3 separate regions of the Mus musculus genome follow, and all the other regions are linked to region 2. Evidence: chromatin loops called from intact Hi-C (ENCODE). Cell type or tissue: heart. All regions are shown on one strand.

Region 1 (8,000 bases), 76 kb after region 2:
ATGTACCACACACACATACACACACACACATACATGCACTGCACACACACACACACATTCCACAGACATGTACACACATACAGACAAGCACATACATACAGATACACACATGCATACACTTACACATGCATGCATCACATGCGTGTGCACACACACATCACAGACACATGCACACAGACACACACACATGCATGCTATAACTGTGTCATTGTTAGAGCCCACAAAGTCAGTTTAATATCAATAAATACCCACAGTGTGTTCAGTGCACACAAGGCTTTTCCAGAAGCAGGCTGCTGGGAAAGTAAGAGGGAGAGGGGGTGGAAAACATCCACGCACGCACCTCGCTTGCCTTCTGGATAGCTTGTGCCAGTCTGGAAACCAGGAAGCTGCTTAGTCACACTACAGCAGCACTGAGGTGGTCTGAGTCTGGAGGCCACTAGGAACAGAGAAGGTCAAGGATTTGCCTGCAACTCCGGGCATGAACCTGCTATGTCCTGTCACCCCCAGGCCCCGTTGAATTCCTCGTGCCCAAACCTCAAGTGCGTCTTCAAGGGCTACTCGACCACGGGCCTAGCTCAGCGTTCTCTCTTCAACCTGCAAATCTACGGAGTCCTGGGGCTCTTCTGGACTGTTAACTGGGTACTGGCCCTGGGCCAGTGTGTCCTTGCCGGGGCCTTCGCCTCTTTCTACTGGGCCTTTCACAAGCCTCGAGACATCCCTACCTTCCCTTTGAGCTCAGCCTTCATCCGCACACTCCGGTAAGCCAGGGGCAGCCGCCTAGGGAAGTGTTAGTCCTAGAGATACCAGGGGTCCTGGGGTGCCTCATCTCACCTAACTAACTGCCTCTGCAGTTACCACACTGGCTCACTGGCGTTTGGAGCCCTCATCCTGTCCCTTGTGCAGATAGCCCGGGTTATCCTGGAGTATATCGACCACAAGCTAAGAGGTGAGCAGGTGGTGGGCTGAGCAGCCAGAGCCTTGGAAGGGCAGGCAGACAGGCAGAAGCTGGCGGCTAAGCGTGAGCTTCCTTTGTCCCCAGGATCCCAGAACCCTGTGGCCCGCTGCATCATCTGCTGCTTCAAGTGTTGCCTCTGGTGTCTGGAGAAGTTTATTAAGTTCCTCAACCGCAATGCCTACATCATGGTGAGCAAAACCTCCATCCGTCCCTGGCTCTGTGTCCCTCAGCCCGGGCTCCACCATCACTCGGGCAAGCTCACCAGAGGTGTGGCTCAGACCTTCCCTGCTCCTCACAGATCGCCATCTATGGAAAGAATTTTTGTGTCTCGGCCAAAAATGCCTTCATGCTGCTCATGAGGAATGTTCTCAGGTCAGACCGCCATGCCCCAGTGGGGTCTCCCACCCACTTCTCCCATCCCAAAGCTGGTCTCAGAAATGTCCTGTGCTTGGTCCAGTACCATGCCATCACCTGCCAGCACCCTCACCCCAGTCTGTCCTGACTTCTATGTAGGGTCGTCGTCCTGGATAAAGTCACTGATCTGCTGCTGTTCTTTGGGAAGCTGCTGGTGGTTGGAGGTGTCGGTAAGGGTCAAGACCAGGGTTTACGGGGTCAGGTGCCCCCTGGGGTGCACGAAGGGGGGGTCCTCAGAAGAACAGCACTGACCGCAGGACTCTTTCCCACAGGCGTTCTGTCCTTCTTCTTTTTCTCCGGTCGTATCAAGGGGCTGGGGAAAGACTTTGAGAACCCCAACCTCAACTATTATTGGCTGCCCATCATGGTGAGTGACACCTCTCTCTGCCCCACCCACATCCCCAGAGGAGCCTAGGGCTCCCAATCAGTCTTGTCTCTTGCAGACCTCCATCATGGGAGCCTACGTCATTGCCAGTGGCTTCTTCAGCGTCTTTGGAATGTGTGTAGATACGCTCTTCCTCTGCTTCCGTGAGTGCCCCCCTCCCCCAACCCTCCACCCACCCTCAAGCTCTTAGGCCTCCAGGCTTCTTTTAGAGACTGGTTGCTTGTAGCTTTGTGAGCTAAAGGAGCCAGAGGGAATGTCTTCAGACATTCTAAGGCTAGAGGTTTAGGAAGGAAAGAAGGGAATACACCCTGGGCATTCTCAGACAGGGGAAACTTCTCAGACGGAGGCCTGAGTTTAACACTTCCTAGGAGGTAGTCAGAGTGTGTGGTTTTTACTTAGGTTTTTTTTTTTGGGGGGGGGGGTCATGCATAGGGGTGAGACAGGAACAGACTATAGTACAGACTGACCCGGAACTAAGTCTATAGCTAAGGCTGACTCAAAGTCATGATCTTCCTACCTCAGCCCCCAAGTGCTGGAATTCTTGTGTTTTTTGACCTGGTGACAATGGTGACCATGATATAGAAGCCAGAGCCTTGGGCCTGAGAAGCAGGAATGGCCCTACCTCGGTAGCAGTCCCCCAGCCATGCACTAAGCAGTGGACATGAATATTTTATTGTTTTATGGGTTTTGCTTGTTGCTTCAATTTTATTTATTTACATCAGGCCTCTCTATGTATTCTTGGCTAGCTCCTACTATATAGACTAGGCTAGATCTAACTCAAACCAATCTCCTGGCCTTTGCCTCCCAAGCAATAGAATCATGGATATGCGCAACCATTCTCAAGACAGAGTTGTGCTGTGGAGACCTCAGGGGCCTTTGTAGTCTAAGTCCTCCCATGTCCACATTCTAAATGTCGGGATTACAGAGAAAGCCACCATGATGGTCTGGCATGTGATTTTTTTTTTTTTTTGTCTTGTTATCACCCTATGACATATACAGTTATTTATCCCACTTTGTGTGAGAAAAACAGGTTATACAGCCTGGTCTACAGCCAGCCAGGGAAGTTGTATCAAACTGCCTGAAGTGGCCCGGACAGGAAACCAGGATGTTTGGTTTATACACCCCAGATTATTTTGGGGTACAGTGGGGTGCCATTATCAGGATCCACCCTGACGGATCTACTTTGCCTCTCAGTCGAGGACCTGGAGAGAAATGATGGTTCCCAGGAGCGGCCTTACTACATGCCCAAGGCACTCCTGAAGATTCTGGGCAAGAAGAATGAGGCACCTACAGGGGGAAAGACCAGGAAGAAGTGAGAGACTCATCGTGACCTGGAAATGCAGCCCTCCTGTACAGAAGCCCTGCCGTCAATGCCTTGAGAATCACGATTTTGTAGAAAACAGATTTTATTAAAGACTAATATTTTATATTCTTGATAAGTTTATGGCTTTATTTTCAGTGAAAACTTGCTTCCTTTTTTTTTTTTTTTAATTAAAATCCAAATTGCTATCACACGATTCAATACCCAGTAAGAAAAACTTGTTCGGTGACTGAGGCCAGGAGACTGGGGTGTAACTCAGCTGGTAGAGTTTGCCTAGCATGGAAGGGTCCCCGGATTCTGTCTATAGCATAAGCAGGGCTGGGACACATGCCTGTAATCGGTACTTGGGAGGTACAGGCAGGAGCACTGGAATTTCCAAGTTATCTGTGTCTGTTTAGAGACAGAATTTTTCTGTGTAGCCCTGGCTATCCTAGAACTCACTCTGTAGACCAGGCTGGCTTAGAACTCAGGAAGGAGGGTGGCTCTTTTTTCATTCATTCGTCGCTTTTTTTTTTTTTTTTTTTTTTTAGCTTTTCAAGACAGGGTTTCTCTGTGTAGCCCAGGCTGGCCTCGAACTCAGAAATTTGCCTGCCTCTACCTCTGCCTCCCAAGTGCTGGGATTAAAGGCGTGCGCCACCACGCCCAGCTGCTTATTATTTTTAACCTAGTGATTCTAATCAGTGTTAGTCATGTGCTTAAGGGCATTGGGGTCATCCACTGGGACGTGGGGTACCATGGGCACACTCCTAAAGAAAAGTGCCTTTCTCTCCCCTAGCAGCCATCAACTGCCAAGATCTCCTCAGCTAGGAGTGGGGCTTCCCAACCCTAGGGACTCATACAAACTAGGAAGGTACTCTACCAACTGAGTCATATGCCATCCCTAACCTGTCTCTTCCACAAGGGGTCAGTGCCTTTCATAGCCGCCGGTTGCTTTAAAACACGCCCCGCCCCTTTCGTCACGTTCTGGCGTTAGAGCCAGTCAAAAGGCTCACACAGACTGGGGCCGCCTCTGGGTCACATGCTGATGGACTAATTGGAGTCGCGGCAGCGCGGGCTGCGGCCCCCAAGGGGAGGGGTCGGAGTGACGTGCGCGCTTTTAAAGGGCCGAGGTCAGCTGACGGCTTGCCACCGGTGACCAGTTCCTGGACAGGGATCGCCGGGAGCTATGGTGGGGGCAGACCCGACCAGACCCCGGGGACCGCTGAGCTATTGGGCGGGCCGTCGGGGTCAGGGGCTCGCAGCGATCTTCCTGCTCCTGGTGTCCGCGGCGGAATCCGAGGCCAGGGCAGAGGATGACTTCAGCCTGGTGAGCCTTGCTGCACCTGCAGAGGTGGCCACTGCCCAGCTCGGCCATCCCTCCGCGTGACACTCCTGCCCCTCCATCCCCTCCCAACACCTTTGCTTCCTTGGGCCCCTGGCTCAACTGTTATGGGGTCCTGCCCCTCATCCCTGAAGGTTCCTTCTCCCCTCGCAGCCTCTCCTTGCTCAGGAGCCTCCAGGTTCGGCCCATACTATCCTCTGGGCTCCCACCTCTTGTTCTAGGACACCCTTCACCCCTACTCAGGCTCCCCATTACCCTCTCTCATGGGAACCCTGGCTGGAGCCAGTACCTATCGGTCTTAGGTACCTTAAACCTCGTGAAGCTTGTCTGCATTGAGGTGTCCTTCTGCGCAGGTGCAGCCGCTGGTGACCATGGAGCAGCTGCTGTGGGTGAGCGGGAAGCAGATCGGCTCTGTAGACACTTTCCGCATCCCGCTCATCACAGCCACCCCTCGGGGCACGCTCCTGGCCTTCGCTGAGGCCAGGAAAAAATCTGCATCCGATGAGGGGGCCAAGTTCATCGCCATGAGGAGGTCCACGGACCAGGGTAACAAAGGCTCCCGGGTGGAAAGAGCGGGTGCTGGGTTGTATGGGTGATCGGGGTAGGGAGTTGGGGGTTCCCTTCATCAATGGAGCAGAGCCGAGCAGACCCCGGGGACCACTGAGCTGCTGGGCTGGTTGGGGTCAGGGGCTCACAGCGATCTTCCTGCTCCTGGCATCCGAGGCCAGGGCAGAGGATGACTTCAGCCCAGAGATAGAACTTTGGGGCTTGAGTCCCTAATGAGTTAGGGAAACCAGAGGATGAATTTTGTCCATAGTTTCTGTAACTAAGAACCAAGGTACTGAAAATGAGAATTATGTCTCAGGGGAATTAGCAGGAAATAATGTCAGAGAAAGAAGAAACATGGTTCTGGTGCCACATTGAGGTCCCCGGGGAGAGGCAGGAAGTAAACAACAACCCGTACAATTTTCTCTCTGCTCTTTTTTTTTTCTTCTTCTTCTAGGTAGCACGTGGTCCTCTACAGCCTTCATCGTAGACGATGGGGAGGCCTCCGATGGCCTGAACCTGGGCGCTGTGGTGAACGATGTAGACACAGGGATAGTGTTCCTTATCTATACCCTCTGTGCTCACAAGGTCAACTGCCAGGTGGCCTCTACCATGTTGGTTTGGAGTAAGGACGACGGCATTTCCTGGAGCCCACCCCGGAATCTCTCTGTGGATATTGGCACAGAGATGTTTGCCCCTGGACCTGGCTCAGGCATTCAGGTTTCACCCTGTGGATAGGAGGAGGGCAAGATCCCATGAATCAGATTTTTTTTCCTGAGTGGGGGCACCTTAGAAGGATGGCGTTCTGGAAGTTTCCATCTCGATTGTGGAGATGGAACTACCATTGACGTCTCACATGGAGACTGTCAACAGATCTGTCCTTAGCCTGTGCAGGGAAGAATTGGGTGCCATTGGGCAGACACGTACCTATATCACAATGCCCGGTGCCCAGCAGGGTCCATGAGCTCAGGTTAGAGAGACGTTCCCAAGGCTGGGTGGACACCTGCACTTGTCCAGTGGTGCATTCCACATGCATGTCCTAAGGGACTTCCAGGAAAGGGCAGTGGAGAGGGTGTAAGAACCAAGCATGATCTGTTTATATGTTTGGACATGCCATGGTGAAGCCCATTTCTTTGTATGCTAGCCAAAAATTTATTTGAGAACAAAAAAACTAAGGCAAGAAAATCACTGTGAGTTAAAGGCTAGCCTGGGCTACATTGTAAGTTCAAAGACAGGCTACCTAGAGAGATAATCTCAAAATGGGGAGGAGGACTGAAAAGATAGTATTGAAATTGGGGACATTTGCAGCCCTCAGGAGGCCAGGGCAGGCAGATCTCTGAGTTCAAGGCTAGCCTAGTCTACAGAGAGCATTCAGGCTACTCACAAGTAACCCTGTGTAGCATGCCTACAGTTCCAGCATCAGGCAATAGAATGAGGAGGACTGGGAGCCAAATAGTCAGCCTTGGCTACATAGAGCATTGGAGGCCATTGTTATTCAAATAAATATTTCGAATTTAGAGAGAGATTTTTTTCTTTTCTATTTTTTAAGATTTTTGAGGAGTGTCATTCAATGAGGGCCTTGTGCACAGGCAGCAAGAACTCTACCACCAAGCTGAGCTATACCTCAGCCTTTTTATATACTTTTAATTTTGAGACAGAGTCTCACTATGTCCCCAGGTTAGCCTTGAAGTGACTCTGTAGCCCAGGCAAACCATCTTCTGTGCTCAGCCTCCTGAGTAGCTGGGATTACAGGCCTGCCATGAAAAAGCTTCTTAATTTGGGCAGTGTCTGTGGGAGAACAAAAGGGTTCCAGTGTGTCGCACTGGGAGCTGCCAGCGCTCTGCCTGAGCTCCATGGCAGCACCTTTGCGACACCCACTTCCTCTTCTTAACAGAAACAGCGGGAGCCTGGGAAGGGCCGGCTCATTGTGTGTGGACACGGGACGCTGGAGCGAGATGGGGTCTTCTGTCTCCTCAGTGATGACCACGGTGCCTCCTGGCACTACGGCACTGGAGTGAGCGGCATTCCCTTTGGCCAGCCCAAACACGATCACGATTTCAACCCCGACGAGTGCCAGGTCAGGAGTCCATGGACTGTACCCGCCCACACCACCGCCTTCCCCAGCTCTGGCTTCCTCAGCCTCCCCAGCTTCTCCTGTTCTCTCCCCCACGCAGCCCTACGAGCTTCCAGATGGCTCGGTCATCATCAACGCCCGGAACCAGAATAACTACCATTGCCGCTGCAGGATCGTCCTCCGCAGCTATGACGCCTGTGACACCCTCAGGCCCCGGGATGTGACCTTCGACCCTGAGCTCGTGGACCCTGTGGTAGCTGCAGGAGCACTAGCCACCAGCTCCGGCATTGTCTTCTTCTCCAATCCAGCCCACCCTGAGTTCCGTGAGTGCCTGAGGGTGGAGTGGGGGTTGGGGGGCGCCCCGTCTGAACAAGTCCTGGACAGAGCAGAGACCCTCCTCCCTCTGACTATTGCTCTCCTAGGAGTGAACCTGACCCTGCGCTGGAGTTTCAGCAATGGTACATCCTGGCAGAAGGAGAGGGTCCAGGTGTGGCCGGGACCCAGCGGCTACTCGTCCCTGACAGCCCTGGAAAACAGCACGGATGGAAAGAAGCAGCCCCCGCAGCTGTTCGTTCTGTACGAGAAAGGCCTGAACCGGTACACCGAGAGCATCTCCATGGTCAAAATCAGCGTCTACGGCACGCTCTGAGCCCCGTGCCCAAAGGACACCAAGTCCTGGTCGCTGACTTCACAGCTCTCTGGACCATCTGCAGAGGGTGCCTGAAACACAGCTCTTCCTCTGAACTCTGACCTTTTGCAACTTCTCATCAACAGGGAAGTCTCTTCGTTATGACTTAACACCCAGCTTCCTCTCGGGGCAGGAAGTCCCTCCGTCACCAAGAGCACTTTTTTCCAGTATGCTGGGGATGGCCCCTGTCCATTCTCTTCCAGGACAACGGAGCTGTGCCTTTCTGGGACAGGATGGGGGAGGGGCTCCCCCTGGAGAGATGAACAGATACGAACTCAGGGAACTGAGAAGGCCCG
Region 2 (8,000 bases):
GTGGCTTCAGTACCACCCAGAGCCTTGTGAACCATCAAATGCCCAAGTAAATGTGCTCCTCCTGTCTGCTCTACCTCCCTCCCTTCGCTTTTAGATAACCAACTGCATTTAATAGGCCTTAAAATCTCTCATCTCTGACACACCACTCCACCTCAGACAGGGTCTCACACTTAGCCCAGGCTGGATTGAAAATATGTGGCTTTGGGTAGCCTGGAATGGCTCTGCCTCACCTCTGGCTTCTGTACTATTTACACAGCAAAACATTTGTCAAGTCTGTCGATGGTTTCTAAGTTCCTCTTCCACTTTGTCCCCTACCACTACCCCTGGCAAGGATCTCAGTATGTGGCCGGGTTGGGTGGGTTGTTTTGTTTTGTTTTGTTTTGTTTTTTCAACTCCTGGGCTCCTGGTATCTTCCTCCCTAAGCTTCTCTCAGGAAGTGGAACTCTAGGTGCACAACACCGTCCTCAGCACTCTCCTTACTAGTGAAACCTCTGAGTAATTTCTCATTGACAGGGTCTGGCTTTGCTGTTTTGAAGGCACACCTGATCCATTGAAAACACTTCCGAGGTTTCACATCATGTATAGAATTGAAATATCAGCTCACCATACCTGTCAAAAGAGAGAATTATTTTCTCTTAAAACCTGCCTTCCAAAACCTCCTCTGCATTTTTGCAACCCCAATTTCTTTGTCTAAAGTATCTTTTCTGTCTGTGTTGGGTAATTCTGTGAGGTCTCAGTTTACTAGCTGCTTATGCATCAGAAAGTGTTGCTTATACTCAGCCCTGAGTGATTAGTGCCCTTGATTATTCTTGGCTGTCAGTCTAGCCATTGTTTCCTGGGTTCTGAATTCCTTAAGGGTGGGAACTATGTGTTTTGATTCTGCATGGCCTCATTAAATGTGCAGAAGATGGGAGATGGGTGGATAAAATCCCCAAGGATTCAGGTCTTATTTGCAGCTTATATGGTAGGGCTTAGGTGTTTTTGGTTTTCAGTTTCCAAAATGTGAGACTGGAAGGCCTTGGACACCATAGTTTGGTTAGGTTAAGTACTGTGGGCTTCGTGAGGATGTGGAAGCAGGATGAGCCACTCCAGGACCAGGATGCCACACACACTGGCCCTGGAACCAGACCCTGGTTGACAGACCTCTCTCCTTTCCAGAAAAAGGCATTGCTGGCTCTGAAGAAGCAGAGCAGCAGCGGCCCAGCGAGCCAGGGCGGTGTCAAACGCTGTAAGTGACAGAGACAGAGAGTCCAGGGGGCAGCAGCAGAGGGCTTCCCTCCACAGCCAGCATAATGAATGCCTCTCTCCTTCCCCCTCCCTCTCTCCCCAGCACTGTCAGAGCAGCCTGTGGTGGACACTGCCACAGCAACAGAACAGGCCAAACAACTGGTGAAGTCAGGAGCCATCAGTGCCATCAAGGCTGAAACTAAGAACTCAGGCTTCAAACGTTCTCGGACCCTGGAAGGGAAGTTAAAGGTGAGCACACAGGAAGATTGTCTGGAACGTCCTGGCATCAGCTGGAAGGGGGTGGGTGGGGGAAGTCATGCATGCTCACATATGAGCAACCTGTGCTGTTCTGAGTTTAGGGTGTTTCTTTCTTGTTCCTTGAGACAGGGTCTGACTGTACTCATGGAGTCAAGTGATGCTCTGGCCTCAGCCTCAGAAGTAGTTTTTGCCACTGCAGCCCACTGGAGCGCTAGGTTTCTGTCTATCACAAAGAAACCTGAGCCCAGTGTGGTGGCACATGCCTTTAATCCCAGCACTTGTGGGGCAGAGGCAGGCAGATTTCTGAGTTTGAGGCCAGCCCGGTCTACAGAGTGAGTTCTAGGACAGCCAGGGCTATACAGAGAAACCCTGTCTCGAAAAACAAAACAAAAAAAAACAAAACAAAAAAAAAAAGCCTGGGTGATGCCCACATCTCTTTTCCATATTTGTGCTTCTTGGATTGAAGGGAGGTTTGAGTAATGAAACCAGTTACTCACATCAGCTGATGTAGTGGCACACACCTTTAATCCCAGCACTTGGAGCAGACAGGCCGAGAGCTCTAACATAAAGGACAGCCTGGTTCTACTGCGCAAGTTCAGGATAGCCAGGGCCACACAGAGAAGCACTATCTTGAAAAACCAGTCAACCGGTCCAGCACATCATCATAAGAGTGACAGGAGCAAAAGAGAAGCAGAGAAGAGAGAGGGAAGAGCTCTCCTGATCCACGCTAACATGGGTATCTGCCCTTTTCCAGGACCCAGAGAAGGGGCCTGTCCCCACTTTCCAGCCGTTCCAGAGGAGCATGTCTGCTGATGAGGACCTACAGGAGGTAATGGTTTCTGTGGGGCCAGGGTTGGGGACAAGAAGAGACCCACACACTGTGGACCAACTCCGGCACCTGGGAATCATTTGAATTGTTCTCTGTCTTTTCTTTCCCCTTAGCCATCCAGACGTCCCCAGAGGAAATCTCTGTATGAAAGGTCAGAGAGAGCACCGTTTGGTGTGGGGTCAGAGGCCAGAGTGACTGGAAAGTTCAGGGCTAGAGTGGGAGGAGCCAGCTGCAGAGGCAGTGTTGACTCCACAAGGTTTGGAAGAAGGTCGAACCCCCTTTGGTCCTTACTGTCTGCCTCTCCCCAGCTTTGTGTCTTCTAGTGATCGGCTTCGGGAACTGGGACAAGATGGAGAAGAAGCAGAGGCCCCCGGGGCTGGTGATGGCCCACCTCGAGGCTTTGACTGGAGCTATGAAGAGCATGGTAGCGCCCGCTCCTCAGCCTCCCCTCCCCGAAGCCGCAGCAGGGACCGAAGTCATGACCGGAGCCGAGATAGGGATCGGGACAAAGAGAGAGACAGAGACCGAGATCGAGATCGAGACAGAGACCGGGATAAAGACAAAGACAGAGACCGGGATCGAGACAGAGACCGGGACCGAGATCGGGAACGAGACCGAGAGGGCCCTTTCCGCAGTGAGTGATCTTAGCCAGGGTTTAGGTGGGTCCTGCTAAGTAGAAGGTGAGGTGGACCCAGTAATGACTGTGGTTCCTAACCCACAGGGTCAGACTCATTCCCCGAACGGAGGGCCCCTCGAAAGGGGAACACACTGTATGTGTATGGAGAGGACATGACGCCCACCCTCCTCCGCGGGGCCTTCTCTCCCTTTGGAAATATCATCGACCTCTCCATGGACCCACCCAGAAAGTAAGCATGAGCAACATCCCGGGGAGGGAGCTGCCTGGTCTCCATGGAGTTTCCTGACTCTGCTTTCTCTCTCACCCAGCTGTGCCTTCGTCACCTACGAGAAGATGGAGTCTGCAGATCAGGCTGTTGCTGAGGTTGGGACTTCTCAGACCGTTCCTCCCATCCCTCCTGTCATCCTCCTGCTTCTTCTTTTCAATATCTGCTTCTAGAGGAAACTTTTCTCCTGACTGAGAAAACCTTCATCCTCACATTCCTGGTTGGTCTCCCAGGGCAGCAGCACCTGGCTCCATGTAATGCCCGTCCTCTGTCCCCTCCCCTCTTGTCCCACAGCTCAATGGGACCCAGGTGGAATCTGTGCAGCTTAAAGTCAACATAGCCCGAAAACAGCCCATGCTGGACGCTGCTACTGGCAAATCTGTCTGGGGCTCCCTTGGTAAGGATGAGGCTCCTCCCTTCCCCTCTCTGCAGCATAGCACTTCCTTGAGTTCCCTAAAGTGCCCAAGGTCAGGATCTTCACGTAGGTAGTGGATGAAGAATTGCCAGGGCATCTGTCAGGTGAGGGAAGGAGAGCAGCACTGAAATGTGCCCTCTCAGTGGTGGCACACACCTTCAGCCACAACACGTGGGAGGTGGAGCCAGGTGAGTTCAAGGCCAGCCTGGTCTACAGAGCAGAGTTCAGAACAGCCAGGGCTACACAGAGAAATCTTGTCTTGAAAAGCCATTTGGGCAGGGCAGTGGTGGCACACACCTTTAATCCCAGCACTTGGGAGGCAGAGGAAGGTGGATTTCTGAGTTCAAGGCCAGCTTGGTCTACAGAGTGAGTTCCAGGACAGCCAAGACTACACAGAGAAACCCTGTCTCAGAAAACCAAAAAAAAAAAAAGAAAGAAAAGAAAAGCCATTTGGAAAAACAGAACAGGGTCCTCTGTCACAGACAGGAAAGCAGAAGCCTAGTTGTCGCCTCTGAGCTGGAGTGTTACCTGAACTTGGTATTGTGGGTCTGGACCTCAAGTAGAAGACCAGGCATGGAAACATAGATTAGTGTTCTGTGTATCTGGAACCATCAGAGGTGGGGATTTTGGAGATTGAAAAGTGACCTGAGACTGGTTTAGAGAATCAAGAGCATTAGGAAGCTAGGCTCTACTGTCTGTGCCTAGCATACCTCCAGCAGTCCTGGCTTGCTAGGCCCAAGTTAAGTCTGCAGCAAAGGAGCCATGAAGAAGAGTCCAAGCTAAGAACAACCCCAGAAGCTCTGGGCTGTGGGCTGAGAGGCTCTGAAAAGAGTATAAGACCAAAGAGGAGGCCTGTCTCTTAGCCCCACAGGGAATCCTTGGGAGGGATGAGCAGTATGAGGAAAGAAAAGCTGAACACTTGAGTTCGGAGAGGTCCTCATGGGGTCTCTCAGTGTGGACAGCCCATTCTACCCAAAACAAACTTTTCTGAGGAAGGAGTAAGCAAAGTCCTTGCACACACTAGGAAGGAACCAGAATTGACCAGTGTACCAGCAAGGTACAGAAACATTCTGATCTTTTAATTTCCATGTATTTGTGATGTTATCATAGTCACATCTCTAACTGTGTTAACATTCTGGATTTTCTAAGCCACAGTGAGGTTATGGCCACCAGAGGGCAGAGTAAGCCCTGGTGGACCAGGGCCAGGGCTCTGGACCCCAGGTCTAACGCCACTGGTGCTTCACTTAACTGTCACTTTCCTCCCTCCTTAGCTGTCCAGAACAGCCCTAAGGGTTGCCATCGAGACAAGAGGACCCAGATTGTGTACAGTGACGATCTATAGGAAACCTTGTGGATGGCTTCTAGGACATGAAGCTGGATTCCTTGTGCCTCATATGCCCCCAAGCTGGTCTCAGTAAAATCCTGGGGTAGAAGCTTTTCACCTCCGTCAGCCTCTAGTCTTTCAGCACTTGGGATTGGAGTTAAGCCTTCAAAAGCGGCTGTCAGTGTTGATGTTAACCAGTGCACGCCCTTACCCCAAAAAGATGTGGAACACACTTGTTATTGTAACTGCTTTAATCTGTCCTCACACTCTCCCTGCAGGAAGCTCTTTATAGAAAACCCAAATCCTCATCTTTGAGCTTGTCCTTTAGCCAGGGCAGCACCTGGAAGAGGTTGATGTGGAAGTCCCGGGCATAAGAGGGTACCAGCTGTTGCCGCCTCTGGTCTCTGCAGACATCTACTACTCCCCAGCTAATCACACCAACCTGTGTAGATAAGGGTATGCCATGGGTCACTTGACACACTAATAATCCCAGAAAGCTTCCAAGCTGGCCTAAAGAAGTGCACTGGGAGCCTAGCTCCCCCTGTCTTCTGTGGTGCACATAAGCCAGACACTTGGCATTCACTGACCAGTTAAGAACATAGCTGTCAGATGAGGTGGGCCCTGTTCTGCCCCCTTTTCCAGCCCCCTTTTCCAGCCCCCTTTTCCAGCCATGTACAGCAGGCTTTCTTTTTGTGACTCCTGGGCATCTCCCTAAGGGACTAGAGAGGGGACCACTCACTTGAATGAAGCGGCTTCTCTTGTGAACAATGAGAGGGCCCCCGGAATCTCCTGTAGAAGAGAGAAGCTGTAGGGGAAAGATGCTGGGCCTGTGGACTTGCAGCATAGCCAGAGAGCCACCTCACCTTTGCATGTGTTGGGGTCAGCATAGGGATCCACCCCTCCTGTGCAGAGGAACCGTGGAGTGACCACCTCAGAGGCATCTTTGACCTTCTCATAGCCTTGGGCCTTTGTAGCATCTCTCTCACAACTGGCTTTCTGTAGGCAACAAAGGTGAAAAAGCTAGCTAGCTAAGGGAGGAATGAGACCTATGTGACCCTCTCCAGAATCCTCTTCTCACCTTGTCCCCATTCTTGATGTACACCTCCTTCCGAGTCAGGCTCTTCCCTTGCTCAGATACAAACAGAGCTTTGACATCCTTCACAGGGAGCAACTGTTCCTCTGGAAAAGTAATGGGGTCATGCCAGCTGAACCCTTACTTCTCACCCAGCAGATGTCCCTTGGGCCCATAGGAGCCAGGCCTTGAACTAAGCAGTTTAACACTTTCAACTCCCTCTTTCGACCCCTTTGTCTTGCAAATCTCATCCTTGTCTTATCCCAGACTATGCCTTACTGTGCTGCTTGCAGGTGGCTGTCTGAGGAAGCCTCAAGGCTCGTGTGGTTCCCTCCGTGCAGGGGAGACAGATGGGCCTATGGAGACAGGTACAGTAAGGAGCCACAGACAACCTGTTCTGCCCTGTGCCTCCAGCCCAACCTTTCATAGCATCTCTGAGCCCCAGCCTCACTCACCTGAGAGTCTGGCCATACTTGAGCTTGTTCTTGAGCTTGACTAGGGCCACATCATAATCATAGAACTCAGGGATCCCTTCTGCCTTTTTCCCATTAATATTGTATTTGGGGTGGAACAGGACCTCTTCAATCTCCAGGTCCCGCCTCTGACCCCCTGAGAAGAGAAGAATGGGCACCATGTTTATGGAAGCAGCCTCCTGCCTCTGGCCCCATCTCATCTTTGGGGTTCTGTTTCCCCATCCTTAACTAGTCAGTGTTAAGGGGGTCGGGGGGGGCTGTGCTGAGAACAGGTGGGCTACAGGTCATAACATGTCAGTGTTTCCTGAAGATAGATGGGCCTGGAGGTCAGAGTCTTGACTGCATCCTTACCCACGCTGACCTTGATGGAATGTTTCTGATCATCCACCATGAAGCAGTGCGCTGCTGTCAGCACGAAGTACTCAGACACCACGGCCCCCATACAGGTCTCATGTCCTTTCAGAGGGCGCTAGGAAGCCAATGCAGATTAACCTTGGTGTATGTGTACTGCTGGAGGCTGCTCTGTACTAGCCCAGACTGACCTCAGACACAAGGCAACCCTGCTCTCACTTCCAAATGCCAGGGCACCAGCATGTATGTGCTCCATGCCCAGCATCCTTCCCCTTTTTCAGGCAGTTTGATAAGTTATTGTATTGACCTTGAACTCACTGTAGCCCAAGCAGGCCATGAATCTCTACCCTACCTCGGCTTCCTGAAAGCCAGGATTACAGCTAGTGTAGACATTTCCCCTCCTCTTCCCTCTGCCCTTCCTTCCTTTCCCTCCCACAAGTACCCACTGCACGAATGCTTACAGTGACTGAGATCTTGGCTTGCCATGGTTGCTTATGATAATCGTTGCCTTTTTTATGCTCCCACACCATGCCACAGAGACTCAGAGATTTGGTTTCATCTGTCAGGGAAAGAATACTGAAGGCTCAGGTCATTGTAGTCAACTTTGTTGGGTCCCTGTGTGTCTGTTGGCAGCAGAGGCCCAGAAGGGGAAAGGGGAGCAAGCAGGGAGAGGGTTCTGTGTGTTAGATGAGGAACCCCATGGTGTAGTAAGAAAAGATTGACCAGGAGATCTGAGGACTGAGCATCTTAGCCACAGTCTTGGTGCTGACTTGCTGTGCTCAGCCTGTTTCTACATCTGTAAAACAAGCTATTAGAGTTCTGTGAGTGTGAGAAATCAGGAAGTAAGAATAGACGTGGGGGAGGCATGACGGGGCCAGAGAGCGAGCCTTCCAGGTTTTGATGGCTTTGGGGTGGGAGACGTTGGCAACCTCAGTCTGCAGCTTCCCCTTGTACACCCTTGAGTCTTCCTACCAATCATTTGGTAGAAAACATTCTCCAGGTCTTCCATATCCTTGACTTTAAACACATGATGCTCATTGTCCTTTTTGGAAGCTAAGGCATTGATGTTCACGGAGTCCACCAGAGGCCCGACCCCAAACACATACACATCTGAAGGAGAGAAGGAGAGGGTGAGAGTCCAGGCCCTGA
Region 3 (8,000 bases), 57 kb after region 2:
CGGGACCCCTATGCAGAGTGGGGGCTCAGTTCAAGGATTGTGTCACCTGCAACCAAGTCTCTGCCTCTCACCTCCACAGGAGGAAAACATCTGCCTGCACTGGGCCTCCTTCACGGGTAGTGCCGCCATCGCTGAGGTCCTTCTGAATGCCCAGTGTGATCTCCATGCTGTCAACTACCATGGGGACACGCCCCTGCACATAGCCGCCAGGGAGAGCTACCATGACTGTGTTCTGTAAGCCCTAGCTTCCCCAACCCCTGGCACCCACACCCCACTGTCCAATCTCTGACCTAGGCCTTATGTTCCTCTTCAGGTTGTTCCTGTCTCGTGGAGCCAACCCTGAGCTTCGGAACAAAGAAGGAGACACGGCATGGGATCTGACCCCAGAGCGCTCTGATGTGTGGTTTGCACTGCAGCTCAATCGAAAGCTTAGGCTTGGGGTAGGGAACCGGGCTGTCCGCACCGAGAAGATCATCTGCCGGTGAGTGCAGTCCAGACATCCATGCCCACTGCCACGGCCCACGTTGGCCAGTCCCAGGCCCCTTCCCAGGCACAGGACATCCCGAGAATTGCTAGAATCATCTTGCCACTAGGGGAGGTGGAAATAAGGGACTCAGCCAGTGAGACCCTCAGTGGACAAGGGAGCCTGTGGCCAAGCCTAACAGAGGTCAGTCCCTGGACTCACATGGAGAAAGTCAACTCCTCCAAATTGTCCTCTGGCTTACAAACACACCTCATGACACTCTCACACACAGTTGAAAAAAGCTGAGGGCAGGGTGTGGTGACCCACACCTGTAATCTCAGCATGAAGGAGGCAGACAGCTGATTGTTTTGAACTTGAGGCCAGCCTGCTTTGTATCTATGTAATAAGTTCCAGGCCAACAAGGGCCACATAATGAGACCTTAATCTTTAAACAAAAGAAAGAGGAGACGGGCATTGGTGGTGCACACCTTTAATCCCAGCACTTGGGACGCAGGGGCAGGTGGATTTCTGAGTTTGAGGACCCCTGGTCTACAAAGTGAGTTCCAGGACAGCCAGGGCTGCACAGAGAAACCCTGTCTCAGAAAACAAACAAAAAAGGACAAGAGAACAAAAAGGACATGTTTTCCAAGCCTTCGAGGTGGTGGAGGCTGGAGGATTTCAAGTTTGAGGCAGACACCCAGATAGATAAGAATTTCAGAGAGGAGCTAGGTGTTACTTGTGATCCCTTCTATTCTGAAGGCCAAGGAGGAAGACTACCTCTTGAGCCTGCATATTGGAGGCTCAATGAGACTCAAAACTTAAAAAAGGAAAAACAAACAAAACAAAAACAACCACAAAGCTAGTGTGAGGCGGCCCAACTGCTGAAAGTGCGTGTGGAGTTTAAGCCATGAACCCACCAGAAGGAGAGAGCTGCCTCCCGAGGACTGCCCTCTGAGCTTTCCATCTCATTGTATCCTGTGCACACCACACTCAGACATGAGGCTGCTCGGGCCAGGCGGAGAGTGGTGTAGACCTTTAATCTCGCTCTGGAGGCAGAGGCAGAGGCAGAGGCAGGCTGATTTCTGGGTTCCAGGGCTGTACAGTGAGATGCTGTCTCAAAGAAGGAGGTGGGTTGCCGGGCGTGGTGGTGCACTCCTTTAATCCCAGCACTCAGGAGGCAGATGCAGGGGGATTTCTGAGTTTGAGGCCAGCCTGGTCTACAAAGTGAGTTCCAGGACAGCCAGGGCTATACAGAGAAACCCTGTCTCAAAAAAACCAACCACAAAAACCAACAAAACAAAAAGATATGTAAGTTTGTAATCCAGATGTGTTCTGTGCAAGCTGAGTACTTTGGTGTTTGTCTGTCCTTATAGCATCTGAGGAGGCAGAGGCGGGAAAATCATAACTTCACGTTTAAGGCCAGCTGGGGCATTGTAGCAAGACTCAGTCTCCAGCTAAAATTTAAAAGTCCAGAGTCCATTGGGGTGGTGACATATGCCTCTGACCCTAGCACTCGGGAGCCAGGGCAGGAGAATAGACTGTCGAAGTCATTCTCTGCTATCTTTCAGTCTGGGGCCAGCCGGGGCTATAGGATGCTGTATCTCACCAAGGAATGAGAAAAGGTCGGGGCTGGGAACATCGGTCAGTGGGCGAGCATTTATTGGCCTAGTATGCACCGTGCTGTTGGGCTCAGTCTGCATTCTCACCAAGAAACAGAAATAACCCAGTCACTACTTGGGACATAACTATTTCTTAGCCGAGATTGTTCTCCGTGGTGTCTTTGTTTGTTTTCAAGAACGTCTCCCTGCATGTGCTGAGATAAAAGTGCCAGCACCCTTAGATCAAGGAATCCTCCCCTCAGAACTACTCTGCCCCACTTTGACCTTATCTGCCCCTTCTGTAGGGACGTAGCCCGAGGCTATGAGAATGTACCCATCCCCTGTGTCAATGGTGTGGATGGGGAGCCGTGCCCGGAGGACTACAAGTACATCTCTGAGAACTGCGAGACATCGACCATGAACATCGACCGCAACATCACCCATCTGCAGGTAAGGCACAGCCCCGCTCACCATGCTGTGGGAGCACCTCCACACCAGGATGGGGGGCATGAAGACTCCCCCTCACACTGGGACCACCACCACTCACTGTCCTGGAACATGAACCCCACTCACTCCTACTTTTCTCCCACAGCACTGCACGTGTGTGGATGACTGCTCCAGCTCCAATTGCCTATGTGGTCAGCTCAGTATCCGATGCTGGTATGACAAGGTACGTGACCCTCACCTGGCAGGTCTGCCAAGGAGCCAGGACCCTGCTGTGTTGGGGAAGAGACACAGGGTGTGGCAGGAAGCCCTGCCAGGAATGCAATGGGCCTCTCTGCTGGAGTATATGCAAATGCGCGCTCTAGTGCCTGCGCGCACACTTCCTGGTCTCTGACCTCAGCCTGCAGACTCTGCACCTTGCTCTTCTGCTCTTGGCTGGGGTCAGAGTGGAGTTTCCTGTGGAGTCCTCTGGGTCCAGGGCAGCTGAAATGGGCCCCACAGAGAAACCACTATCCCCTCCCTCCGCACCCCAGGACGGGCGGCTGCTCCAGGAGTTTAACAAGATCGAGCCCCCCCTGATCTTTGAGTGTAACCAGGCATGCTCCTGCTGGAGAAGCTGCAAGAACCGCGTGGTGCAGAGCGGCATCAAGTGAGGCGCGCGCCCCGGCACCCTGCCTCGCCTCCGCCTCCCCTCCCCTGGGGCCCTCCCAGGTGTCCCACACTCAGTGTGACTCCCTCTCCACCTCTAGGGTACGGCTGCAGCTCTACCGGACTGCCAAGATGGGCTGGGGGGTCCGAGCCTTGCAGACCATCCCCCAGGGCACGTTCATCTGCGAGTAAGTTCACTGTGAGGCCGTGGTGCATGAGGGCTCTGCTGACCCTAGAGCTCCATGTCAGGATACATGTCTCTGCTCGCCCACCGAGTGTATTTCCAAACATCATGTCCCCCCTTTACCTGCACGCTGCCTAGATGGAGCATGCCTGTGGCAGACAGATCTGTAAAGTGGAGAATAGCTTTTTCCTGTGCACTTCCTCCCCTCTGCCGTCAGACTCACCTAGGTTCTCTGTGGCCTTTAGAGCAGAGAAGCCCCTTCACCTGCTCCGAGGACCTCCCAGTTTCTCTGTTCCCTCAACTTCTCAGACACCCACTTCTCTTGGGCAATTCCTCTTCCAGCCACATGGGGCGACCTCATGACTGATGTAGCTGCGCAGAGCCTACCACCTGTTTGATAGTTCCTGGTGCACACACCTCCTAATGTCTAAGCCTGGCAACTTTCCACCCAGCCAGCCACCAGGGATGCTAATCCCCAGAACACAGGCTCACACACACACACACACACACACACACACACACACACGTCATCTCCCACCATGCCTGCTCAGGTCTTGCAGGCTCCACCTGTACAGAGCCTCCCACCTGCCTGTCTACAGCTGCACAGCGACCCCTAGTGGCTGGACCATGTCCTGCATCTCTCCCCTGGGCTCTGAGAACTGAGTGGGAAGGTGGGGCCGGGAGCCCTGCTCACTGTTCATGCAGAACTGAAGTTTCCGTCCAACAGGTATGTAGGAGAGCTGATCTCTGATGCCGAGGCTGATGTGAGAGAGGATGATTCTTACCTCTTCGATTTAGATAACAAGGTGGGATGCAGCACCTCTGCCCTCAACTACCAAAGGCTGCTTTGTGCAGCCACCTGTAACATCTGGGACTGGAAGCCTGGGTGGAGGGACTGGGTGTCACTGCAGGAACACTAGCCAGGCAAGTGGATAGAAGTGGATATTAAGAACACTGTGTCTCCACCCCCAGGATGGCGAGGTTTACTGCATTGATGCCCGTTACTATGGCAACATCAGCCGATTCATTAACCACCTGTGTGACCCCAACATCATCCCTGTCCGGGTTTTCATGCTGCACCAAGATCTACGGTTCCCACGCATTGCCTTCTTCAGCTCCAGGGACATCCGGACTGGGGAGGAGCTGGGGTGAGGAGCCAGCCTGAGGGCACTGACCAGCCTTTGGTGTTCTTTTTTTTTTTTTTTTTTTTTTCCCGGTTTTTCGGGACAGGGTTTCTCTGTGTAGTCCTGGCTGTCCTGGAACTCACTCTGTAGACCAGGCTGGCCTCGAACTCAGAAATCTGCCTGCCTCTGCCTCCCAAGTGCTGGGATTAAAGGTGTGTGCTACCATACCCGGCTTCCTTTGGTGTTCTTAGGTGTCCCTTGGAAGGCTTGTTAAAACTGTGTAAGGCAGGAGTAGGAACATACATTCATGATCACAGCACTCAGGAGGCTGAGGCAGGAGGATCACAAAGAGTCTGGGCTACAGAGTGAGACCCTGTGTCAAAACAAAACAAGAGAAGTCCAGGTTGCCCTGGTATCACATGCCTGTCATGCTAGTGTTTGAAAGAGCTTGAAGCAGAAGTACCTACAAATTCAAGGCCAGCCTGGGCTAACTACAGAGTTCAGGACAGCCAGGCCTATGTAGAGAGACCCTATCTTAAGCAAAAAACAAGAAGGGGGATGGGGGCTAGTGTGGGTTGGCTGGATGGTTGAGTATACTAGGCCCTGGGCAGGCTGCATCCCACTTCCCGCAGAGCCTCGGGAGAGTCTGGTCACAAGGCAGGAAGGCTAGAAGCCTGCATTTATGACAGTTCTCTGGGAGTGTGAGTCAACAGAGCCAACAAGGACCTGGAGTCCATCTGCAGGAGTGGTTGGGTGGAAGAAGGTGGATCCCTCAAGAGGGCTCCTGGGCTCTATGAGATGGGTTTGAAGTGTCTAGATCCAAGGGCCAAGAGCTCCTGTGTTTCCTCTGCCAGCTTTGACTACGGTGACCGATTCTGGGACATCAAGAGCAAGTATTTCACCTGCCAGTGTGGCTCTGAGAAGTGCAAGCATTCAGCGGAGGCCATCGCCCTGGAGCAGAGCCGCCTGGCCCGGCTGGACCCCCACCCGGAGCTGCTCCCTGACCTCAGCTCCCTGCCCCCCATCAACACCTGAGGACTCTTAAAATCCAGGCCGGGCACTGCCCTTCAGACATTTCTCCATCAGAGACCCCAGTAAGGCCTGGAAGGTCGATGGCCCCTCTCCCAGAGCTGGTTTCTCACTGGGAGTGCAAGTGACTTCAGGGCTGGCCTTCCCCACTGAGCCTGGCCTCAGTTAGCTGATTGAAGTTGGGCCTCTGCCAGCTGATTTTCTGTGTTCTCAATAAATGTTGGGTTTGGTAATAAACTGTCTGGTGATTGTTTCAGGACGATGAGGACTATGGGGCTGAGGGGACAGTTGGGTAGGAAGCAAGCTGTGGCTGTGGGGTGGAAGAGAACAGCTGTGGGGCACCCACTGGCCACAGGGGTTTAAGGAAAAGCAAATCACAACCTAGAGGTTTGGGTGTGCCACAGTTGAAGTACTCTAAACAATTATGCAGTGTTTCCTTATCAAAGTGCTCCGGTTTCTTCCTGCTGCGGTCCGTAGCAGACCCGGTAAGCAGCTCCTGGGACCCAGTTCTGAGCCCTGGTACCCCTGGGCTGGTCAAGAGTTGAGATCTGAAAAAGGAACTGTAGAGGACCACAGGCAGGGGCGGGGCTGTGACGTCTGGGAGGGAGGGCGGGGCGGGCGGCAGGTGAGCGGCTAGGTCTCCGTGGCTCCAATCACTCCGGAGACTGAGCCATGGGGAGAAAGCAGAATGAGAACGAGGCTCACGGTAAGGCTAGGGGCAGAGGCCCGGGCTCTGGAGAGAGGTGGCCGGGCTCTGCAGCCATGGCAGCTGAGGTTGGATCCTGACAGAGGAACTGGAGTCCTGGGTCTCTGAGGAGCGGCTACAGGAAAACAGGAGTCAAGGAAAAGAGACAGAATCAGGTCCTGGAAGGATGGTCTGAGCCGCCAGAAAGATCTTGCATACTAAATGGAACCTGGATGAGCAGGAGTTGGGGCTGGCGTCCCTGTGTGGCCAGCGGAGTGGGGAGGTCAGGCCTGGGCTGTAGGTCCCTGAGGGCAGAGCCCTAGCAAACAAAGCCTGTGTGGTTAGGAGGCAGGTTAGGGTCCCGATGCTCTGGACTTAGAGTCCAGCAGTGTCCTGCGCTGTGGTTGCTGGGGGGGGGGGTGTCTGTCAACCCACACCCTGTGAAGAGGCAGGAGCTGAGACTCCTGTTGGGATCTGTGTGAAGAGTTGGGGAGATGGGCCTCTGAACTAATAAAGTCCTTTGAGGAGTAGGGGGCTGGAACCCCAAACTTCTGCAGTCAGCCTGCTAGGATTCCTGTGAAATGGAGGGCCTGGGACCCTGAGCTGCTGGGGTCTGCATGCTAGAGTCCCAGAGGGGGGGGGGCAGGTACCGTGGACTAAAGGAATTCTTGTGAGAATTTGGGGTGGGACCCCGAGATGCTAGGGTCTGCCTGCAAGGACCCCTGTGAGGAGTGGGGCCTAAGGTGGAGAGACAACTGACACCTGCCTTCAGGTTTCAGTTGGGAAGAAGTGTGTATGTTGGTGTATCTAGAGCACTTTAAGTAATCGGGGCCAGGGCTGTGTGGAAGGGGAGGTCTGAGGGGAAACAGGGGAGGCCTGTTTCCAGAACTGCTGAAGTAAAGGGCTGGAAATCTTTCCCCCAGATCCTGAGACTGGACGGGGAAGAGAGAGGGCTGAGGGTTGGGCCTCCTCTAGGTGGGGCTGGTGTCCCCTAGAAGACCGAGTAATAGCCAGAGCACAGAAAACTTCCTGGAACAGCCTTGGGTCAATCATTGACCCTGTGTCTGTGAGCCCGGGTGGGACAGAGTCCAAAATGCCCACAAAAGAAGATACCTGCCCCAGGCTAGCCCACCCCTCAGCTGTCCCTCAGTGCCCACCAGGACCCTGGCAGCCTGGCCCCGCCCTGCCCCGCCCCCTCCCCTGTGTACTCAAGGAGGACCAGGAACAGGACGTGGCCACAAGGCCACAACCACAGCAGCCGGCTCAGGTGTCAATCTGGCTGGCCACCCAGAGCCGTGCGGTAGCCGGAGTGGGGTGGTGGTGGTGGGGCGGTCTTCGGAGCTCCCATTGCCCTGCAGGGTTTCATAGCTTTACTATCCTTTCTTTGTCATATCCTTGGGCCAGAGGGCTGAGATAAGTGATGATGGTCCCCTGAGGGGCTCCCAGACTGGATAGTCCAGAGATGACTTGGAACAGGCTGGAGGACAGAGATAGGACTGGGGTCTGCGAGCCACTAAGAGGGAGTCCCAGAACCTGGGTTACACACTACTCAGAAGCCTTGAGTCCCTTTAAGAACCACTTTCAGAAGCTTATTCTAAAAACCAGTCAGGAGGCTGAAGCAAGTTTAAGTCCAGCTTGGAGAACTCAGCAAGATCTTGTCTGAAATACAAAGTAAAATTTAAAACAAATGGCTGCGGCCTGGAGACACATGCCTTTAATCCCAACACCTGGGAGACAGAGCCAGGCAGATCTCTGTGAGTTCAAGGCCAGCCTGGGCTACAGAGATAGTTCCAAGAAGCTAAAACTTTACAAAGAAACCCTGTCT

The links. A loop is a pair of places that touch in the nucleus more often than their neighbours do. Peaks named below come from ENCODE experiments on the same cell type or tissue, not always from the same donor. Only the 100,000 strongest peaks of a DNase experiment are listed, where the experiment ranks them.
Region 1: a loop joins it to region 2, with 3 times the contacts of the local background. A loop is called at or near these places in 13 of 42 quality-filtered maps.
Region 3: it touches region 2 in a loop (8-fold over the local background); 20 of 42 quality-filtered maps call a loop at or near these places.

What each region holds. Positions count from the first base shown.
Region 1 is chr17:34,927,167-34,935,166 of GRCm38, forward strand. It overlaps Slc44a4 (solute carrier family 44, member 4), which reads left to right. Exons shown (of 21, transcript NM_023557.3): 14 at 508-758; 15 at 852-946; 16 at 1,040-1,143; 17 at 1,254-1,327; 18 at 1,469-1,539; 19 at 1,642-1,736; 20 at 1,813-1,897; 21 at 2,949-3,270. The coding sequence ends at 3,070. It overlaps Neu1 (neuraminidase 1), which reads left to right and starts at 4,087. Exons shown (of 6, transcript NM_010893.3): 1 at 4,087-4,381; 2 at 4,750-4,942; 3 at 5,400-5,662; 4 at 6,837-7,019; 5 at 7,117-7,339; 6 at 7,439-8,000. The coding sequence starts at 4,241. The coding sequence ends at 7,665. In heart, a CTCF peak has its summit at 3,971 (motif pointing right); DNase peaks (open chromatin) are centred at 4,165, 6,903, 7,170 and 7,815; H3K4me3 peaks cover 1,925 bases; H3K27ac peaks cover 2,828 bases.
Region 2 is chr17:34,851,186-34,859,185 of GRCm38, forward strand. Nelfe (negative elongation factor complex member E, Rdbp) reads left to right here. Exons shown (of 11, transcript NM_001045863.1): 3 at 1,159-1,228; 4 at 1,331-1,476; 5 at 2,240-2,314; 6 at 2,428-2,465; 7 at 2,623-2,948; 8 at 3,036-3,180; 9 at 3,260-3,314; 10 at 3,511-3,613; 11 at 4,903-5,187. The coding sequence ends at 4,973. It overlaps Cfb (complement factor B), which reads right to left. Exons shown (of 18, transcript NM_008198.2): 10 at 7,824-7,961; 11 at 7,313-7,410; 12 at 6,852-6,969; 13 at 6,483-6,636; 14 at 6,307-6,383; 15 at 6,034-6,134; 16 at 5,819-5,951; 17 at 5,695-5,744; 18 at 5,189-5,397. The coding sequence ends at 5,242. It overlaps Mir6972 (microRNA 6972), which reads right to left and starts at 6,447; the gene lies at 6,384-6,447. In heart, a CTCF peak has its summit at 4,795 (motif pointing right); no DNase peak of the experiment used is centred here; H3K4me3 peaks cover 566 bases; H3K27ac peaks cover 226 bases.
Region 3 is chr17:34,908,325-34,916,324 of GRCm38, forward strand. It overlaps Ehmt2 (euchromatic histone lysine N-methyltransferase 2), which reads left to right. Exons shown (of 27, transcript NM_145830.3): 19 at 80-234; 20 at 314-481; 21 at 2,367-2,511; 22 at 2,654-2,731; 23 at 3,039-3,154; 24 at 3,255-3,341; 25 at 4,065-4,143; 26 at 4,310-4,485; 27 at 5,316-5,749. The coding sequence ends at 5,496. It overlaps Slc44a4 (solute carrier family 44, member 4), which reads left to right and starts at 6,142. Exons shown (of 21, transcript NM_023557.3): 1 at 6,142-6,196. The coding sequence starts at 6,163. In heart, CTCF peaks have their summits at 3,947 (motif pointing left) and 7,147; a DNase peak (open chromatin) is centred at 3,947; H3K4me3 peaks cover 426 bases; H3K27ac peaks cover 538 bases.